Linked DNA regions of Homo sapiens: regions 2, 3 and 4 are each linked to region 1. A link is a loop called in an ENCODE intact Hi-C map of the cell type or tissue named here. Cell type or tissue: chondrocyte. All regions are shown on one strand. Region 1 holds the start of LHFPL6 (LHFPL tetraspan subfamily member 6). Region 2 has its middle 110 kb from the start of NHLRC3. Region 3 overlaps LOC107984580 (a long non-coding RNA gene). Region 4 overlaps LHFPL6 (LHFPL tetraspan subfamily member 6).

Region 1 (5,000 bases):
TTCTTATCCTTGCGGTAAAATAATAATTATTCCTTCTTCATAATTTTTCTTTTCTTTTTTGAGGACTGGATAAGTAATCTATTAAGGGACCTTAATGTACTAACACACAGCAAGGAGTCAATCTGTAGTAACCATGATTATCATTAATATGTCTCCAGCCAGCACTTGCGCTTAAGCTTTCTCACACTTAAGAAAGTGTTTGAGAGCAATTTCCCCTGCAGGTTGTACGGAGGTGACTCCGATTCTCACTATTATTCTTTTGTCTTTTATGATCATATCTTCCACCATCATATTATATAGGTATGAAGGCTCTGTGTAATAACTAAGGGTGTGGTACCTAACTGGAAGTCAGACCAATCATTCTTATGCTGTCACTGAAACCAGTAACCGGTGATTTGTAAGAGAAGAGTTAAAACAACTTAAACTCAACAACAACACCAAAAACAAAAACACTTAAATTGGGGATTCTGAATATGGGATTCATGGATGGGCTTTAAGGGAATGGGAAACCACCTGATATTTCATTCAAATGATTGACATTTTGGCCCAGGTAATTTTGGGGACTGTCCTGTGCACTGTATTTAGCAGAATCTCGGGTCTTTACCAACTAGATGCCAGTAATACTCCCCATTCATGGGTTATGATAATCAAAATTATCTTCAGACCTTGCCAAATATCCCTTTCCTTCTTCAGAATCGCTGTGGTAAAGCTTTATATGTCCGCGCATTTTTTTTTCTGGAAGGCTTATCAGTTTCATCGTATTTTTTAAAAGACCTGTGACCTCAAAAGGCTTGGAATCAATCACTTAAGGTCTTTCAAAATAATAATAAAAGAACACATATCTCCAGCTGTCGTTGTGGGAAAAATGTACACCATCACGGCTAATTAAAATGGTGCAGTCTGAAAATCTGCTATGAAATATATACCTACCAATTTATTACTTTCAACTCCTCTAAAAAGACACCTCACAAAAACTATATCTGGGAAACTGTCTACTTCAAAAACTGCTGTTCCCAGATGGCATACTTCTTAAAATACTGTGTTCAGCAGAGACTCCCACAGTCATCTACTGAATCTAGCTCTAAACTTCTAAAGGGGTTAGTGCTAATGACAAGTGGAAAAAGTCCTCAAGTCCAGAGGGGAACTAAAAATCAGTTGTTTCTCAGAAAAGAAATCAAACGATGGAATAAATTGCAAAATTGATCAGGAGGCAGGATGGAGGAGAAGGGAGGGAGGAAGTGAAGGGAAAGGGAGGGAGGGAGGGAGAGAGAGACAGAGAAACAGCAAGAGAGAGAGAGAGAGACCTTTGAAAGAGTGTATCTCTTGGGAGAGGCTCGCTAGAGGTCCGCCCCTGCCTTCTCCCTGGCTCGTCTGGAAAGGCAGCTGCCCCCATGCCATACATGAGCCTTGGGCTGTCTGCTGTGCTTTAATTCCCACGTCCACAACCGCCTCATTCACCGCCTTCCAAAGTGACCACTTCTCAAAAGCCTCCTCAAATCTCAAAGGGGCCACTTTACCCACTCTTTAAGGCCCTCTTTCCCGTCTACGGCTTCTTTTAACGGCGGCAGGAAAACAGGAGCATAAACCCGAACAGTAAACCCAGAAAAGCCCCAACAGGCAAAGTGTGTCATCTTCCGTGGCTCCTCGGGGTCACCCAGGAAGACAAGCAACTTTCTCCCATACTTCTCGGTCTGTCTGCCTTCCCCACTCAGCTTTGAATGAGACGCAGGGAGAGGGGGCGCGAGGGGGCTCGGGGCTAGGGGAGGAGCCGCGAAAGCTGCCCCCGGGGGTGGGCCTGGACCCGCGCGGACAGCGGGGCACCCCCCCACTCCCTTCCCGGCGCTCCAGGAACGTCCCCGGTGCGTCCTGGGTCTGTCTGCGCGGAGTTCCCCGGGGCGCGAGGGGAGGGGACTGGAGAAAGAGGAGGGCCGGGCAGCGGAGGGGAGGAGGCGGTGCGTGCCTCGCCTGCCAAAGGGAGATCCGCTCCTCTGCGTGCGATCCCCGGCGCCCGCGCGCGCCCACAGCGCTCCGCCAGAGCTGCCGCCGCGGACTCGCCGGGAGTGGGGGTCTCCGCTGGTGCCAGCCCGCTTCTGGAGACCCTCCGCCTCCTGCCAACCCCTGCTCTTCCAGGTCGGGCCCCGGGGTTCTGCGGCTGTTAGGGACAGAGGCAAAGAAGGGCAGGACGGTCCGGTTTCCCGTGGATGTTCCCGCCCGAGAAAGACAGCAAGTTGTGTGTGCGCCCGGGACGCGGGAGGGAAGGTGGCCGCCGCCCGCCAGCCATGTAAGTAAATCACTCGGCTGCCCCGTGGGCGTGGGCTCCGCTGCTTTCTCCCGGGCTCCCTCTCTGCCCCGGAGCCGGAGTTGGGCTGCTCCCGGGCTCCGGACTTCCTGAGCTCGGCGGATCCGTCGGCTCTGCCTGCCAGCCGCGTCCGCTCTTGGCGTCTGCCTCCGGGGGGTGCTGCCTTCCCATCCTTATCCCCTCCCTTCGTCCAGAGCCGGCTGGAAAATGCCTCTTGCCCCCTTTTAGAATGGAGGGATCATTGTGTGTCTCCATGGGTGGAGTGGCTCGGTGAGGCAATGGCAGGGGGCTAAATATGGGCTTGTCTTGGCGAGGGCGCCTCACCGCAGTTGGAGATGGGGGCCCCCTGCCCGCAGGCCACCCCCTGCTGGTCTTCCCCAGCCTCGTGGCCCAGATAGATCAACTTCAGCCCTGACTGCAGTTGACAAGATTAGAAAAAAAAGTAGTAGCCGACCTCCCGTTTGAGTGACATCCAGAACTGAAAATGGGCGGTGGTTAGAGAAAAAAACGGGTAGGGGCGAGGTGAAGAAAGGGGGAAATTTGCTATGGACCCTGAAAGCTGGAGTTAGGGGTCCTGGGGGTGGAATTCTAGGGTGGATGGGCTCTGTGCTTCTGTATTCATTTCTTTATGGAAAGTGTGAGAAATGGTTAAGGAACTCTTTTTGAAAGGCTGGGGTGGAAGTAGATGCCCCTGGAACCATTTGGATGACTGGGGTTTGATGTAGCATACTGGGAAGTATGGATTGCTGTTCAAATTAGACAATCATTCAGTGGGAGAAATGATTGCAATAGAACTGTTGGAATCAATGAATCAAAACTGCAGACTCAAAATAAGTCATACACAGGCATTCTTTTACACTAGAAGATGTTAAGACTAAAGAAATTCTGAAATGCTGCTGAATGAGTACAAAGAGTGTCTGGTAATAGTTCTGTACTGTGGGTGCCTCCGCAGACCATAATGCTTGTTAAATTTATGGTACTCTGCAATTGTGAAAAATTATCCTAATTAGTTTGTTTGGCTCATGCAGAGAGTTAATGCACCCTTAAAGGGACATAGAAAAGTTGCAACAAACTATGAGCATGAACTTGCAAGCCAAAAAATGGAAATCATGGCATGGTTCATTTTATTTTAATTGTTTATTGCCCAGTGAAAGTGCTACATTACTTTTAATGTGAGTATATAATATATAGAATGAATTCATTGGCCTGTCAAATAAAAATCGGGCGTTTCTTTAAGTAAATAGCTGTCAGAGTTAATTTGGAAATATTTACGGAAGATAAAGACATGAAAAAGCTTTGAGCTGGTTTGACAAAAATCGAGTTATGAAGCTCATAGAGAGAATTAGTTCTTCCCACTTTTAAAGTGTTGAGGCAAGTCTCAATGTTTATTAATTGAAAATTGTAGACTAGCTGAAACAGTGTTATCACTTCTTTTAATGCCTTTAATTTTTAATGTTTCCTGTTGTTTTACCAGGGACCATCATCTTTAGTGCAGAGGATGGAAAGTTGATGCCCAGTAAGACTGAAGATCCATTCTGCATTACGGAACTGTGGATTATCTGTGGGTCCCTGGTGATTTCACACCTTCATTCACTCCTGCAGTCCCTGAACACTTACTTGGGGTCCTCATTGCCCTATCTGGTGAAAGATGGCATCCAGCCTGACTTGTACTGGAGTAATCTGGGCTTTGCTGTCTTTTCTTTGTGCTGCCACCTCCTGCGTGGGGTTCTTTATGCCTTACTGGCTCTGGGGATCACAGCTGGGCAAGCCTGTGTCCTTCGGTACCTTCCGGAGGTGCTCATATCCTGTGCATGATGAGAGTCGGCAGATGATGGTGATGGTGGAGGAATGTGGGCGCTATGCCTCCTTCCAGGGCATCCCCAGCGCAGAATGGAGGATCTGCACCATAGTGACCGGCCTGGGTTGTGGCCTCCTCCTCCTGGTGGCGCTCACTGCCCTCATGGGTTGCTGTGTTTCCGACCTCATCTCCAGGACAGTGGGAAGAGTGGCTGGAGGAATTCAGTTTCTTGGGGGTAAGTGACTTGCTGAGCTTGAGTTGTTTACTGGAATCCCAAAGCAGTATTAAAAGTTATGTTTCAGTTGTCTACTGAGATTATTATAAATGACACCTGGAATGCATAAGAGAAATAGATTTGGAATGGCTTTGATGATAGGTTGCCAAAGTCAAGATTATTGTCAGAATTGCTGCTTTACAACTTCAAGAGTTCTTAATTTCTGTACATATACATCACTGGCCTGCTAAGTGCCACCTATGTGAAACAGTAACATCTAGGTTGTTTGAGGTGTAGTAGGGGCGACAGTTTGGATTTTATAGCTTCTTGTTCGTTATGTTAAACAATAGACAATTAGATTATCTTTGTCTTCATGGAATCCTCGGGTCTTTAAAGGTAAAGATTTCACAGAAAAGTGGAAAAGGTTTTTGATTCAACATTGTTATCATGAACCTCTAATACACTTTGGTGGATGCAAAATTTACTCTTGCCCAATCTTAAACTCTATTTCTAAATAAATGTTAACTATTTTAAATGAGAGATCAGTTTTATATAACAACTATGAACTTAACTATTCTACAGAGATAGCTATCCACTTAATTACCTTGTTAGGTCTTAACTTTCCTGGGTGCTCTTGCTGTGGAAAAAAAGAAAAGGGATATTTAGCAAATGATGTGTGCTTGTCCCAG
Region 2 (5,000 bases), 460 kb after region 1:
AGACTGCTTGGGTCCAGTTAGTGATTCTGCCTCTTCCCAACTGTGTGCCTTTCAGCACATTGCTTTTTCTGTCTGTGCCTTAATGTCCACATTTGTATAATGGATAATAATAGTTGATAGCTACCTTGAACAGTCAACATTAAATAAATTAATATAAAGCATTTAGAAGGGTGTCCATACATAATAAGCACTATAAAATATTAGCATTCTTATATTTTAAACCCTCACAGTGATATTAACTGAGAGACTCATTTTCAGTTTTAAAGCATTCAATAGCTATGTGCTGGTGGAAGAAACTTCAGGGAAGGAGGCTACATAAGCAGATCCTGGTGATAGGGCTTTGCATTTATAGTCCATAGTTTGGAAATAATTGTGGTCCTGTGGTGATCTTTTTATGATTTTATTATTCTATGATTTTATTCTTTTTATCTTTCATGGTTTTATTTTTATCTGTTTCTTTGGAAAATTCATTTCTAAGTCAATTTTACTTCAACCTGTTCTTAATAATAGTCAAAATTTCTTATTAAGGTCATAGTAGAGGTCTTCATTAAAACATATGCTAATTGAGAACAAGATTCTCACCATTTGGTCTGAAGAATCTCTGTTCTAATGTGCCCAACTGCCTTGAGTCTGTTTCTCTCTTATGCACAGGCCCTGACCCCACCCAGCCAGTCTGAATGCCCCACTTTGCTCTTCCCATAGTCCATGTGCATTCTAACCATATCTTTCTTCTGTAAGGAAACTATTATTTTAAGAATGTTAAGTAGATTTGGAATGATCTATTTGATAATGACTCAACAACATATGATCATATTAAGACCTTTACCAAGCTCTGGGCTAGATTGTGGGACACCCCTCTAACCCATCCCAATACCCACAGGGTATAATTCAAAATAAAAAGAATATTACATCATGAAACTGGTTTAATGCAGTCCAATAAATTCTTATTTTTTTTCCCATGATGACTACTTTGGTGGTGTTTTGAAATATCCTGTAGAAAGACTTTACATAAAACTTTTCTCATTTTTGATACTCATGTCTTCTGGGAAACCCTTAGTTAAATTTTCCTTTATAGACCGAAAACCCCTTAACATTCACCAGACTGGCAATAAATTTTGCCTCCTTGTGGGAAATGTGAGATTAACAAATGGAGACTGTTGTCTACTGTACTGAAATAAATCATACAATGCATTTCTATGAAAAACAAATTTCTCTTTATTATGAAAGAAAATGGATAATCTGTCTGTCTGGGGCTTCTAAAAGTTGTTAGGCACTGAGCAAGGTTGACTTTGGAGACCAAGTCACGAAGCATGACCGACCTTTTGCCCTTCCTTATTATTACTTTTTGTCCCAGTTCAGACCAGATGGTACCTGAGACAGCAGACTTCTTGGCTAAGGTAAAAGACCCCTTGACCATTACATCCTTAATGTGGAATGTTAATATTCCCTTCCCAAAATGAAACACTGCCTATGACCATCAAATTGCTGTAACTATGCACTAACCTTACATGGAAAATGTTGAGACCCTATTCAGTTTCCCCAGCTTTTGCCTATATTAACAGCCCTCAAGCGTCTCCTCTTCGGTGCACTGACCCTATCTTTTTGGAGTCTCTGTCCTTACCAGTGGTTTTTTTCTGACTTTGTGCTTGAATAAACTCAATATTTAATCATATTGCCTGAATCCTAATTTAAGGTTGACAAATTAGCGATTATGAAGGAGACCTTCCCAGTCATTTCACCAGCAGCCAGATCTTTGATACCAGCACAACTGATGTATCTTCCACCCTCACCAGAGTTAACAGGAATCCCTGGTAAGGTGCCTCACCTTGGTTGAGGATTCAGAATTTATTCAAGCTGTACCTTCCTAACTCAGTGGGGTTGGAATTGAAGTTCTGTTCCAAGGTAGAAGATTCATTTGTTATTCTGTAGAGATTCTAATAGCAGATTTCTAGCTTTCACTTTCTGTGAAGTTAAGATTTGTCTTGAATTATTCCTTAGAGTTTTTACAACCCTTCTGTCGTTCAAAATTTTGGTACAGAGACAGCTTCCCTTTGAAAAGATGTGGTGAAAGGAAGTGAATCTTTGTGACCTGCGGGAAAAGTTTATAGTCTTTAAAACTGGCCAGGTTCTGAAGCTTGGTTCAATTGACAAATCCAGACTTTATTTATGAATAACCAAAAGTATAACAGGCTCCCTGTGAGGACAAAATAAGTCCCAAAGATAAGAGACACCATTTCTCGCTGCCAGATGGTACCTTAGGTGGTTTAGTTCTAGTGGGAATGTCAGAGTTAATCACTCATGATGAGTAATAGTCTCATACGAAACCCCTAAGAAGAACATAAAGGTAGCCTCACTTAATTCAGCTGGCACACATAAAGGATTGATCAACTAGCGCGGAAAGTGCCAAAGTTTCTTGGGATTACCGAGACGCTTAAGAGGGAAGAAGTGACTCAAGGGTGACACCTTGAGGAGCCATCCCCACAAGCAGCACACTTGACTCAAAAGTATTTTGGTCATGCAGGAAGGAAAGCACTAAATTATGGGCAACTGAGCATCTAAAATGAACTCTTCCTTCTTAACGAGGACCCACCATTAGAAACATCAGCTAGATTTGTGTTTAACACCTATAGTGTATTTTCATGCAAATATTTAGAAAATTGATCACACATAACTCCTGATGACCCCAAATTACAACGGCCAAAATGCACTACCTTTAATGCCTAAATTAGTTAACTTGCATGCTCAATTAGAAAAAGCTGACTCTGAAATAGAACAATTGTGAAAATTGTTTTCAACGGTATTTGGAAACTTCCAAAAGGGGTTCTGATAAAGTCCTTTCTCTTCAGGAAGGAAACAAAAAAAGATGACCTAAAACAATTCCTGTATTTAAAAAGACTGCTAAAATTTCTCCTCCTCCTTTAGCTCCTTCTTCTCTTTATCCTTCATGGTCTGGACTGCCTTGCCCATTTGTACCTTCTGTTCCTCCTCCTTCTCCGACACCTGCTGTTTTGGCTCCATTTTGTGAACAGCAGGTGTCTGGTGAAGGATAACCTGCTTTGGTTTATTAACCATGGTCAAAGGTACAACTAAAACGAATAATTAAAGAATTCCCAACCCTCACAAGGACTCTATTAGTTTTGCCAGCTAATTTGAACTGAATATTCAAGCTCATGATCCTGGTTTTTCTGATTTATATTAATTAATTCACATGTTAGTAAGAGAAAGTAAAGCTAAAGATTGGATAGCTAAGGAAAATTGGAGGAACTCCTTTGGAGACTTTCTGAAATTTTCAGAAACTAATTGTGAACATGCCTATGATACTGCTAAATCTTTACTTGATGCTATCTCTTTAGTCTTTCAGAAATAGTTAACTAGAATAAAACCATGTCAACAAAATCCAAATGAGTCGGTGATGTCATATTTTGGGAGATTTTAAAAAATATATTTAAACACTCAGGATTATCTGAAGTGAGTTATGCTAATCATTAAAATGATACTCTCCTCAATTCCAATTTCATAAATGGGTTAGATGAGAAATTAGCATTCATAGAAATAAGACAATGCTGTAGTTGGGCTATTTCTCAAACACAATTTGTTTAATCTTGGCAATCATTTGTCTTGTACCTTAACTAAGGAAGAAAGAGGAAAGAGTGCAAACAAAAGAGTAAGGCTAATAAATTTCTGAGTTTACAGTTGAAACAACTATATATCCAATCTGGGTCTCTAAAATGTCCCTATAAACCTCAAAATGAACCCAACCCTCTGCTTTGCAATTATTGCAAAAAGTCAGACCACTTTTTTAAAAGTTGTGGATTTTCGCATTGATGATCAGGGATATTGGCCTGAAATTTTCTTTTTTTGTTGTGTTTCTGCCAGATTTTGGTATCAGGATGATGCTGGCCTCATAAAATGAGTTAGGGAGGAGTCTCCCTTTTTCTATTGTTCGGAATAGTTTCAGAAGAAATGGTGCCAGCTCCTCTTTGCACCTCTGGAAGAATTCGGCTGCTAATCCATCTGGTCCTGGGCTTTTTTTTGTTGTTAGGCTACTACCGCCTCAATTTCAGAACTTGTTATTGGTCTATTTGGGAATTTGACTTCTTCCTAGTTTAGTCTTGGGGGGGGGGTGTATATGTCCAGGAATTTATCCATTTCTTCTAGATTTTCTAGTTTATTTGCACAGAGGTGTTTATAGTATTCCCTGATGGTAGTATCAGTGGTGATATCCCCTTTATCATTTTTTATTGTGTCTATTTGATTCTTCTCTCTTTTCTTCTTTATTAGTCTGGCTAGCTGTCTATTTTGTTAATCTTTTCAAAAAACCAGCTCCTGGATTCGCTGATATTTTGAAGGGTTTTTTTGTGTCTCTATCTCCTTCAGTTCTGCTCTGATCTTAGTATTTCTTGTCTTCTGCTAGCTTTTGAATTTGTTTGCCCTTGCTTCTCTAGAAGAACTCCAGACTTTATAAAGCATCTAAAAATATCTGTTATAAATACTATATCAATACTTGACAATAAAAGCTAGACACAAAATATAGTTTCTGATCCCTGTCTGAAATTCTTCTGAAGATCTGCTGATTGCCCTTTTCCATGGAAGCTAAGGGAATGGTTCTTGCTGGTTTAGTTTGTGTTCTCTGTGATCTACATGGCTTTGTCCTGTGAGGTCTGATATGCTTTAGAATGTCTTCTTCCAAAACACAGATCTCTAGTCCTAAGTCTTTATTAGTGTGTTTCTCTGCAATGTTTGCTTTCCTCCAATGGCCCTGAAACATGTGGCTGTGATTTTGCTGCTGCAGTTCACTGAGATTTCAAGCTCAGCTTTCTGAAACTTTGTCTATGTTCTCTCTGACACTTGCCTCCTCCCTGTTCTGCCCCTTTTCATGATGAGAAGGGAATTTTAAACTATTTTGTCAAGAAGAATAATTTTGGTTTGCACGTGCACTAAGTCATTATGGACAAGGTTTCCATTGAGGCATTTTCAACAATAGCAGAAAGACGTCTGCT
Region 3 (5,000 bases), 290 kb after region 1:
CCTGCCTCAGCCTCCCAAGTAGCTGGGACTACAGGCATGCACCATCACACCTGGCTAATTTTTGAATTTTTTGTATAGACAGGGTTTCGCCATGTTGGCCAGGCTGGTCTTGAACTCCTGGCCTCAGGTCATCCACCCGCCTCGGCCTCCCAAAGTGCTGGGATTACAGGTGTGAGCCACTATGCCTGGCCAATAAAGGACTTCTGAATCACTGACACATTAAAAAAATTATAATTGTAGCAATAAAAGTTCAAGTTTAAGAACATTGAGAAAACGTTTAAATGATGTAAAAATACATTAATCAATAAATCATCTCCTGTCTGTGAAATGGGGTAGTAACCTAAGTGGACTGTGTGAGTCCTCTGCAGTACTAACCTATGTAAAGTGCCTGAGTGAATGGAACAGAACCCCAGAGACACACGGAGCTGGAATCTTCATTGCCGGTGGGCAGGTACTGACAGGCCTGCTGGAACGCTTTGATTAGACTCCTTCATTCTTGCTGTAATCATTTCTTATTCTGAAAAAGTTGTGTTTCTCTTGTGGCAGGGATTTTTACTTCGGTTTTTGCAGCTACCAGGAGGAGAAATGTCAGTCTGCCTAGTCCGACAAGGAAGAGTGAAGTTTTTGCCTAGAGATCTCATTAACGGAGAACAGACAGGATACAACATCAAGAGCGAAAGGGCAAAGTAATGAGAGAGTACTGTGTACTTTTTCCTGTTTTTATCGTATACGACACTGATACAACCTATTTTATTTATACTCATTTATTGTCCTAAAACTTGGCATGTCTTTGAAAAGTGATGAGGTGTTCTTTATTCACATATTTTATAAACCTATCCCACAATTATGAAAGGAGGTAGAAGAGATATTTAAATTAATTTGGTCGCTATTCTTTATTACTTTTAATTTCTCCTAAAACTCAGCAAGCTGACTTTGAAGGGACCTTAGTGAAAAACATTTTTTAATTAAAAAAATTCACATCCAGAACTTTTGTGCTCAGCTGCCTTGATCCTAGCGGTTCTGATAGCTGCAAGTTCTTATTCAGAAATTCAGCCCTACAGATCCCCCAGGGCTACAAGACAACAAGCAAAAACAGACTTCAGCTCTTGAAACTGTGTAATGAAGCCCATTCCAAGGGCTTCTCATAGATTTTCCAAATATATTTAGTTAATGCACAAACATACACACACACACACACCCCTACTCCTTTGAACTAAAAACATTTAAAGCCAGCAGTTCGCTTATTTCTGAAATGTAAACCTCCTTTTGAATTTGTTTTTGGTCTAGCTCATGATAAGGTATGCTGTGTAATTAACTGAGTGATTTGCTTTAAGATTTGGGTGGGGTTCAGGTGCTGCACAGCAAAGGTTGGGATTTTTATGCAGCCCTCACGTGGCCTGGAGCTCTTGGCAACACATTGTCTTTGGCCTCTGACTTGCCCCTCTTCCTTATAAGCTACTTTGTTTTCTATGAGGGTTTCTGCTTCTTTCTTGCTTCCTTCCTGGGCGTCTGCAGATATTTCTCCATCTCAGAGAACCAAAGCCCCACCTTCATTTATTCAGCATTCTCCACTTCCCATCACTTGCACAGGATTAGAGATATCAACTGCAGGCCACCACCTACCACCTGTGTTGACTTAAACAAATTACTTAATCTCTCTCCTCTTTCATTTTTTTGTCTGTAAAATGGGAATAATGCTATTCCTCACATATTATAGTTGATTAAATGAGGTAATAAGTGTAAACTTCTCAGCACAAAGTCTAGTACACATTAATGGCTAGTAGCTTTTATTTACAGTACCCAGAAAAGCAAGAGGCCTATTTTTTTTTAAGTGTATGAAGATGTCTCCTGATGCTGCTTAATAGGACAGATGTCAGTAAGCCAACCTCAGTCATTTGCTGGGCTTGGGGGCAAGACTACAAATGTGCACCCACTCCTGCTATCTTTCCTCCTTCCACGGAGTCGCTCATTTTAAGGAGCCTCATTCATACGAGTGTGTGATATCCTAGTCTGCACATTGAAGTTGTGTCCAAGCCCACCCCCTTCCTGTTCTGCAGACAGCTGCTCCTTGGCTACACCTTAGTTCTAAAGATGGGCCCTCCAGAGGACACACCCAGGGCAGAGCCTCTTGTGGACCTGGCCATGGCTTGAGCCCTTGCATTGGGAACCCATGATCTCGGGTCCCTGGAGTGTGGTATAGAAGAGGAGAGTGGCCTGGACTTAGTACCTTGGAATTCTTTTTCATGGAGAGTCACGGCAAGTGGGTGGCCAGAGCCGAGTCCATAGGACGGACCTTGAATGTCTGGTGCTAATCATGTTTGCTGGTAGAAAGAACCAAGCTTTGGAGAGGGAGGCTTCTCCATGCTCTGTCACTCTAGCCAGCCCGAGGCCCTTGTGTCCTGTTCAGTCACCATGATGCCAAACCTGTGAGTGTAGGAACCTGCTCGTCTCACAGAGGCCCTGACAGCTACCAGGAAGCCAAAGGGCGTCCTTTTTGGATCAACCCCAAGGAATGCAAATTCCTGCAGAGCTCAGTGCTTGATATTACAGTGACTGTGCCCCCTTTCCTCGGCTCCCTCACCAGCTGCAGCACAGACTGTTCTCCTCCTCCCCTTTTCTGTGGTTTCTTTTCCTTGGCATTTGCTGGGTGGACATAGAAGTAATACTGGGAGGAACTCAAATACCAGGGATCTGAGAAGAATCTTAGGTACAGTTGGACAGAAAGGGATGTGTTTGCTGTTAGTAACATCAACTCTAGAAATCCCAGTGAGGAAATCCTTAAGGCCAGCACTGTCCCACTTCCTGCAGAATTGAGTTTATAACCCATCAGCTCCTTTACAATGTATGATTATGTCTACATTAGCAACTCTCCTTTTATTGCTGAGAGTTGCAGCACCTGTATGTTCTGCATATTGCTGCAAAGGATTTGGGCTGAAGTGTTAACAACTTTAGCTCTTTAAGAAATAGTTTGGTAAGAAAAACAGTTATGAGGAATAATTCAATAGCCAAATACACAATAAAGATGAAGCATATGTGGTAGATAGTAAATCTTCCCCAGCAAAGGAAATCAGTGCCTTCAAGTACAAGTTGTCATTTAGAATTTGGAATCCGAACAGCAATACCATCCCATGAGTACAAAGTATTGAGTGCTAGAAATAGAAGCTTTGCTTCCCTCTCTCCTGAGCAGAAATATTTTGCTCTGCTGTCCCCAATAATCCCCAGATTCCATGTGCACGGCCTAACTGACTGACACAGCCAAAGGCTTCAGAACCGGGTGAGTCTGGTCAAGAATTCTTGTGTACAAGGTTATGCACAGAACAAGAGAAGGGACCTCTTTCAGCGCTTTTGTGTTCTGTTTTTTTTTCTAAAAAAAAAAAAAAGATAAATCTGACTGACATTCCAACTAGTGGGCCATAAACATGAGTTTCTTATGATATTAACGGGGATTTCTATGGATTGAATGTTTGTGTCCACCCCCCTCAAATTTGTATGTTGAAATTGAATCTGTAATGTAATGGTATTTGGAGATGGGGTCTTCGGGAAATGATTGGTTTATGAGGGTGGAGCCCTCATGAAGGGAATTAATGCCCCTATAAAAGGGAGCCCAGAGAGTTCTCTCATTCTCTTTTCATCATGTGAGTCAATGGTGTGCAACCTGTAAGAAAACCCTCACCAGAACCCAACTATGCTGGCACCCTGATCTTGGACTTCCAGCCTCCAGAATCAGGAGAAATCAATTTCTGTTTCTGAGCCACCCACATTATGTTACTTTGTGGTAACAGTCTGAACCAAGAGGCATGATATAAACAGTGCTCTGCAGTTTAAAAGTTTGAGAAATGTTAAACTAAAAATTAATCTAAGAATGTTTGTTTTAACTGCAGGATATCTCAGAGCGTTTATTACACTCGAGTGCTATATTATTTGAAATGAGACTGTAAAATATGTTTTCTCAAAATAGAATGTACTGTAGAAATTACTCATATAGGTCACTTTTTACGCCTTTGTCTTTTTTCCTATCTTCTTTCCAGATAAATATTTTAAATATCTAAGTTTAGAAATGATATTTAAGACATGATAACTTAAAATGTTCCATGGGGGTGGACAAGTTGATTCATAAGTGTTGAATTCCAATATTACCCAAATCGTCCATCTAAGGGGGAAAACAGGAAAATATTCTGCCAAGTTTCTCATGGAAAATCAGATGTAGGGGAGCAATTTCTGGCATTGGAATATTCCTTGGCATCTGTGTGGTTTAGGTACCACATAACTTCACAGTCCCAGCAGGGACCACCCGGAGTTGAAATCTCCAGGCCTCATAGTAAGTCTGCCCCTGACAGCACTCCTTCAATTCTCAGGATCTCCTCTAAGAGACAAGGGGCTGAAATATGGGGGAAATGGCAGTAAAGCATTTAGGAAAACATTCTCGTTCTTCCACAGTACTTATATTATTTATCCTTTTTCTTTTCTTTTCCTTTCTTCATTTAGTTCCACAGATGAACCAGTGGCCCCAGAAGCATCAACTAACTTTGTGACATTTGAAGGTTGTTTGCTTTCCTTAATTCAATTGACTTTCATCCTTACTGAGGTAGTGGGTTTGACTCAAGGGAGAGGAAGCACTGAGAAATAAGCTTTACACTTAAACAAAGATGCTGGGAACTTCCATGTGCATTTCCTTACATTTAAAAGATGGAAGCTATTTTGGACACATCGTTTAGCTGTAAGGAGAGCATTATCATGGAATCTATAAACATGGTGATCATAGTTTCCAAATCTCAAATTGGGACACATTCCCTGGCTAGAGGATTGTTATTCTTTCCGTGAGGTGACTTACTCTTTATGAGGTGTACATTAATTTCATTTAGCTAGTCAGTAATGGAAGTGCCTTGGTTAGAGAAAATAGAATTTCATAAAATCATAAGTGTACCAGAAAATCTAACATAGTGCTCAATGTATGTGATTCAGTTCACACAATGTTTAGCTTGCAAAATCATCCCTAAGAA
Region 4 (5,000 bases), 74 kb after region 1:
AATGTCACCTTTGTTACAATTCTTAACCAAATATCTCCCCTATCTGTAGCAAGCTGGAGGTAGTGATCTCGGTGGAGTTTCTGCTTGATTCTGTAACCAGCATTGTAGCTTTGACAATGAACATCCTCTGGGGAATTTTTTTTTGTCCATGATGTTATGTAGTTGGGAGTTTGGAATCTCATGGCTAATTTTAGGTCCTTTTCCATATGCTGCTTCCCCAGGTTCAGTCACGGATATGCAATATCATTCATTTGCCTTATCACAGGTGAAATAAGCAACCACAGCACAATGCAAAAGAAAAAAAGTGATAATGTAAAAGACATTTTGTACAAAGTGTCAAGAAGGAAAAGGTTTTATGAAACACGTAGTTTTATTCTGAGGTTCATCCAATGGTTATTTTATCCAATCCAAGTTTTTAGGACTTACGAGTTGTGCAGTTCCAGGGTGACACTATTCATTTAGAATATAAAGAGGCTGGTGCCCTTTGAATTTGTGCAGTGTGATGACACTGATCTTGTTTACCTGCACTGGAAACTCTCCGGTAACAGAACGTCTCCTCATACCCAGTGGAATTAAGTTCAAGCCCTTAAGTAGAGGCAGATATGGTGCTCCAGTTTGCCCCCGCTCATACCTCCAGGCACCTCTCTTCCTACTCCCCTCCGCACTCTGTTTCAGTTCATGGAATGGGATCTGGGCATCTTGGATGTCCCCATGTCTTTACATATGCTACTCTTTTCTTTTTTTTTTTAATACTTTTTTTTTTTTTTGAAACAAGGTCTCACTTTGTCGCCCAGGCTGGCTTGTCCCTGGGCTCAAGGGATCCTCTTTTTTAAGCCTCCTGAGTAGCTGGAATTACAGGTGTGCACCACTGCACCCAGCTAGTTACTCTCTTCTTTAGTATTCCTTTTCCCACTTTATGTTCACTCAAAGAACCCTACACATTCATCCAATATTCAGCAGTTATTTACTGAGTACCTACTATGCACAATGCATTGAACTAAGCACACAGTGCCCATTTGTAGTTTTGGATTGGATAAATTAATCATTGGATGAACTTCAGAATAAAATTTTCTCTTTCATAAAACCTTTTTCTTCTTGACACTTCGTGCAAAACTTCTTTTACATTATCACTTTTTTCTTTCGCATTGTGTTGTTGTTGATTACTTTATCCGTGTGTTTCCTCCTTTTGGATTATAAATGCAAGTCCAAAACCTTTTTATTTGCTTCCCAACAAACAGCTCAGTAAATTGGAAACAGCAAAAGTGCAAGTAGAATAGACTTTGAAGCATCTCCTCCTACTAGTGGGCAAGTTAATTAATTTTTCTAAATCCCAGATTCCCCATTTGTGTGTTGGAGGTAAGAATATCCAACAAAATCAGCCCAACAAAGTTTATTCTTTGCTCTTACTGTGTCTGTAGACTTTAAATGAGAACATATTTGTATATTTGCAGTACAGTGTCTTACACACTAAGTATGAACCTACTAAGGTGTTCATCCATTAGTAGCCTTCTTTATATCCCCTGCCTAGGACTTTGAACATAGTAGGAACTCATGAATATCTATTAAATAAATGCACTCAAGATCTCTGTCATTAAATATATTTAGATAGAAATAAGGGAATTGGGCCAGGTGTGATGGCTCATGCCTGTAATCCCAGCACTTTGGGAGGCCAAGGTGGGTGGATCACCTGAGATCAGGAGTTCGAGACCAGCCTGGCCACCATGGAGAAACCCTGTCTCTATTAAAAATACAAAAATTAGCCAGGCATGGTGGCGGGTGCCTGTAATCCCAGCTACTCAGAAGACTGAAGCAGGAGAATCACTTGAACCTGGGAGGTGGAGGTTACAGTGAGCCAAGATCATGCCACTGCACTCCAGCCTGGGCAACAGAGTGGGACTCTGCCTCAAGAAGAAGGAAAAAAAAAAGAAATAAGGGAATTGGCATGAATTTTGTACATTATTTTTTGGCAGTGGTATCTCTGCACAGTGGGTCCTGGGAAAGAGTAAACTTGCCCTCCAGCTGTCTTAAACAGAAGCTGACTTGCACTGCCTTAACCATCTTTCTGTCTTTTGACAAGATAGAGTAATTCTTCGAAAATCAAGCCATATACATTTTTTTCCTTCGAAAGTGTCTAAGCAACAAAATAAATAAATGTATTATTCATTCTGGGTTGTGTTAATTTTTCCTGCCAGAGGGGAAAAATGAATTTACAGGGAATTCCTGGAAGAATATCTTGGGACCTAAAAATAAAAATCATGGTTTTATTTTAAGCTTGTCAACAGGGGTGACAAGTGTAAGAATTGTAGCCCAGATGTGCGGGAAGCAACTCATAAATTCTATTTTCCACTATGTTTTATCTTGCCTGCCACTTTCCCTAAAATGGAAATCATTTTTAGTATCATAGAGCGAGATGGGAAACGTGGAAGTTTATTTGTAAAAGTGGCACTATGGTGAGCAAGCATTCACAGGGACACTGGCCTATTTTAGCAGCTGGCCTCTGGGAGAGAGGGATGCCCTACAGCTTGGCACTGGAGCTCTTTGGGATGCTGCTGAGCTTGTCATTGCTGTTCCTCTTTGGGGTCTCCAGGCTGCTTTTAAATTCTCTAGGAGGTGACCATGGGACCTTATTAGATGAGCTTTAATTTCTCTTTCTAAGTTGGCTTGTGCAAATACAGATATCTAGTTTTTTTTCAGTCAGAGGGGAGAGGAAGGATAGAGTTGAGGAGTGGACAGTAAGCATCCCCATTCAGAGGCAGATGCAGCCTGGTTTGGGGAGACGGTAGAGGACTAGAACATATTAGTGTGTATGGAGCTGGCCTGGGCGCTGAGATCCAGAGTGAGGAATGTGCCAGAGATTCCATCTGTTTGAGCTGGCATGAATCATAGTGTGAATCAGTAGATCTCTTTTCTTAGCAAAAACCAGCAAAAGCCCTTCTTGTGAGGGTCATATGAAGCGGAAGGAGATGAGATTCTATATTGATTTAGTACTAGTTCATGAGCTACCAAATCTAAAAACTAGGAGTCAGGTCAGATAAAATAGCATATTTCTAGCTTAAAGTTTTATGATCATGAATCTTATAGAAACATAGTTAACTTAGAAATTAAAGATTTAAGATTAAGTTAGAAATAGAAGTTGCTAGAAGTTCTCAAATGTATACTTCTGACAACTTGGTTAAATCCCTGGCATATGCAGAAAAGTTTCTGTGATTAAAAAATAACAGAAGTATGAGAGTTTTTCCTTGTCCAGCCAATTTTGTAGTCTATTTGAGAAGGTTAAAAACAACTGTAAAAGCTAAGTAACAAGGAAACAAAAAAATGATGAGTATATAACCAGAAGGAGCCCAGGTACTATAAAAGCTAAGTAACGAGGAAACAAAAAAATGATGAGTATATAACCAGAAGGAACACTCAGTTTGATTCCCATATCAGGAAGTTCTTGGGTTCAGTGCAAGACTTGAAACCTGACATGGTTTCATTAGATTGTAGAAAACGCTTTTTTTTTTTTTTTCTGGACAACAGATGGAACCATGTTGTCGGTTGTTCAAAGATGGACAGGAGACAGAAATCTATCAACCTGAAGTCAGCTCCAACTGCAGCTGTCTGTTCTCCTGAGGACTGTGCTAGTGGTCCACAGAGGTCACCTTGCTTATCACATGATATTTTCTTGATGTTAGTTGAAGCACATCACCTTAGGTGACACATGAGGGCCAAAGGCCTCTTTCTCAGGGATGTATGTGAAAGTGTGGTGGGTTGGGGACCAGCTAAGGAAAAAAAGACATGAAGGAGAATGCAAGCATCTTACAGTCATCATTCAGTAAGAAATCTTTATGACTGGACAAAGGAAAACATAAACGCCCTTTAACCTAGAATGCAAATTTCTAGTGATTTTTACTTTTTTAGTGTATCAGAAGTCACTGAGCAAGGTAAGTACCAGCACTTACAGAGACGGAGTCATAAAGGCTGCTCTCTAAAAGTAGAGGATGTGCAAAACCTGTAGTACCATTTAACAGATTTTTGACCTTGTTAATTATGTCATTTTGAAACTGGAATAAATATGTAATTCGAAGGTTGATTTTTCTGAACAAAAGTAAGTCAAGTCAAAGTTTTCTCAGAGTCTACTGTTTGATTCTTGAGGGTATTCAGAATTCAAGATTGATGTGCATTTCAACATTTCAGTTTCTGCCTAAGTGAAGCGTCACTTAAAGCCTTCGAAATTACAGATGTAAAATGAGGTTGCACGTGATGTCAGTAGCTATAATTCCTACTCTGGAGGTAGCTCGATGTGTCTGAAGGCTGAGTGAGCTGCGGCAGGATGAATGAATCTTTGACTTCAGGAGATGCTGTTCTAGTCTGTAACCTTGTCGTGTGGAATCAGCCCATCTGATGCTGAACACTAACTTGAAATGGCTGGCCGAATGCAGAGTAACACATCAGAGCACTAGACCGGTGGAAAGAACCTAGATTGCAAGTCCAGTGAATTATCTGCATCTTCATTTTGTTAGGTGTAGATTTACTTTTGTTATTGGTTGCAATTGCAATATTTTAAAATCATGATTATGCGTTAACTCCATCTATTTCTAAAACATTGGTATTTGTGTCATTTTTAGTGTAGCTTGATTTTTGTTTTCTTCTTTCTGGTACAAAAACGAGTTTCTCCCTCCAACCCCTGCCATGTATATCTGTATCATGTATATCTGTATCTACATTCCTGTCTACTATCAATGCCTACTATTTACAAGGTAGTTCAGTTCGTTTCAGATCAACTAGAATTTATTGAGTACCCTGTATGCTAATCCCTGTACCAGGGGCTTGGGATATAACAGTGAATAAGTTCCTGGGGCTTACATCAGTCAATATAGGGTTACTGTCTATTGAACAAGATTATTTTTGGGTTTCTATCTATTTGGGGATATGATAATGCATGTATTTATTCCTAACCATCACACAATAATATTATGAAACAATGTTAGTAGGAGGAAGGTGAGAGCCTTCATTTTAAC

What was found. A loop is a pair of places that touch in the nucleus more often than their neighbours do. Peaks named below come from ENCODE experiments on the same cell type or tissue, not always from the same donor. Only the 100,000 strongest peaks of a DNase experiment are listed, where the experiment ranks them.
Region 2: it touches region 1 in a loop (4-fold over the local background); 92 of 110 quality-filtered maps call a loop at or near these places.
Region 3: a loop joins it to region 1, with 2.9 times the contacts of the local background. A loop is called at or near these places in 2 of 110 quality-filtered maps.
Region 4: it touches region 1 in a loop (2.6-fold over the local background); 18 of 110 quality-filtered maps call a loop at or near these places.

The regions. Positions count from the first base shown.
Region 1 is chr13:39,600,164-39,605,163 of GRCh38, reverse strand. It overlaps LHFPL6 (LHFPL tetraspan subfamily member 6), which reads left to right and starts at 1,971. Exons shown (of 4, transcript NM_005780.3): 1 at 1,971-2,281; 2 at 3,774-4,332. The coding sequence starts at 3,948. It overlaps LOC112268119 (protein SPT2 homolog), which reads right to left and starts at 3,840. Exons shown (of 4, transcript XM_035861111.2): 1 at 3,771-3,840; 2 at 2,624-2,714; 3 at 1,522-2,520. The coding sequence starts at 3,840. RefSeq lists a silencer at 1,777-2,076. In chondrocyte, CTCF peaks have their summits at 2,260, 2,463 (motif pointing right), 4,019 (motif pointing left) and 4,224; DNase peaks (open chromatin) are centred at 2,133 and 2,303.
Region 2 is chr13:39,142,591-39,147,590 of GRCh38, reverse strand. No RefSeq gene overlaps it. Among named protein-coding and RNA genes, the nearest start is that of NHLRC3, 110 kb to the right of the region's middle. In chondrocyte, CTCF peaks have their summits at 932, 1,137, 2,227 and 2,459; no DNase peak of the experiment used is centred here.
Region 3 is chr13:39,309,347-39,314,346 of GRCh38, reverse strand. LOC107984580 (a long non-coding RNA gene) reads left to right here. Exons shown (of 2, transcript XR_001749845.1): 2 at 547-5,000. Among named protein-coding and RNA genes, the nearest start is that of NHLRC3, 270 kb to the right of the region's middle. In chondrocyte, no CTCF peak of the experiment used is centred here; a DNase peak (open chromatin) is centred at 2,436.
Region 4 is chr13:39,526,015-39,531,014 of GRCh38, reverse strand. All of the region lies in intron 2 of LHFPL6 (LHFPL tetraspan subfamily member 6), which reads left to right. Among named protein-coding and RNA genes, the nearest start is that of LHFPL6, 75 kb to the left of the region's middle. In chondrocyte, no CTCF peak of the experiment used is centred here; no DNase peak of the experiment used is centred here.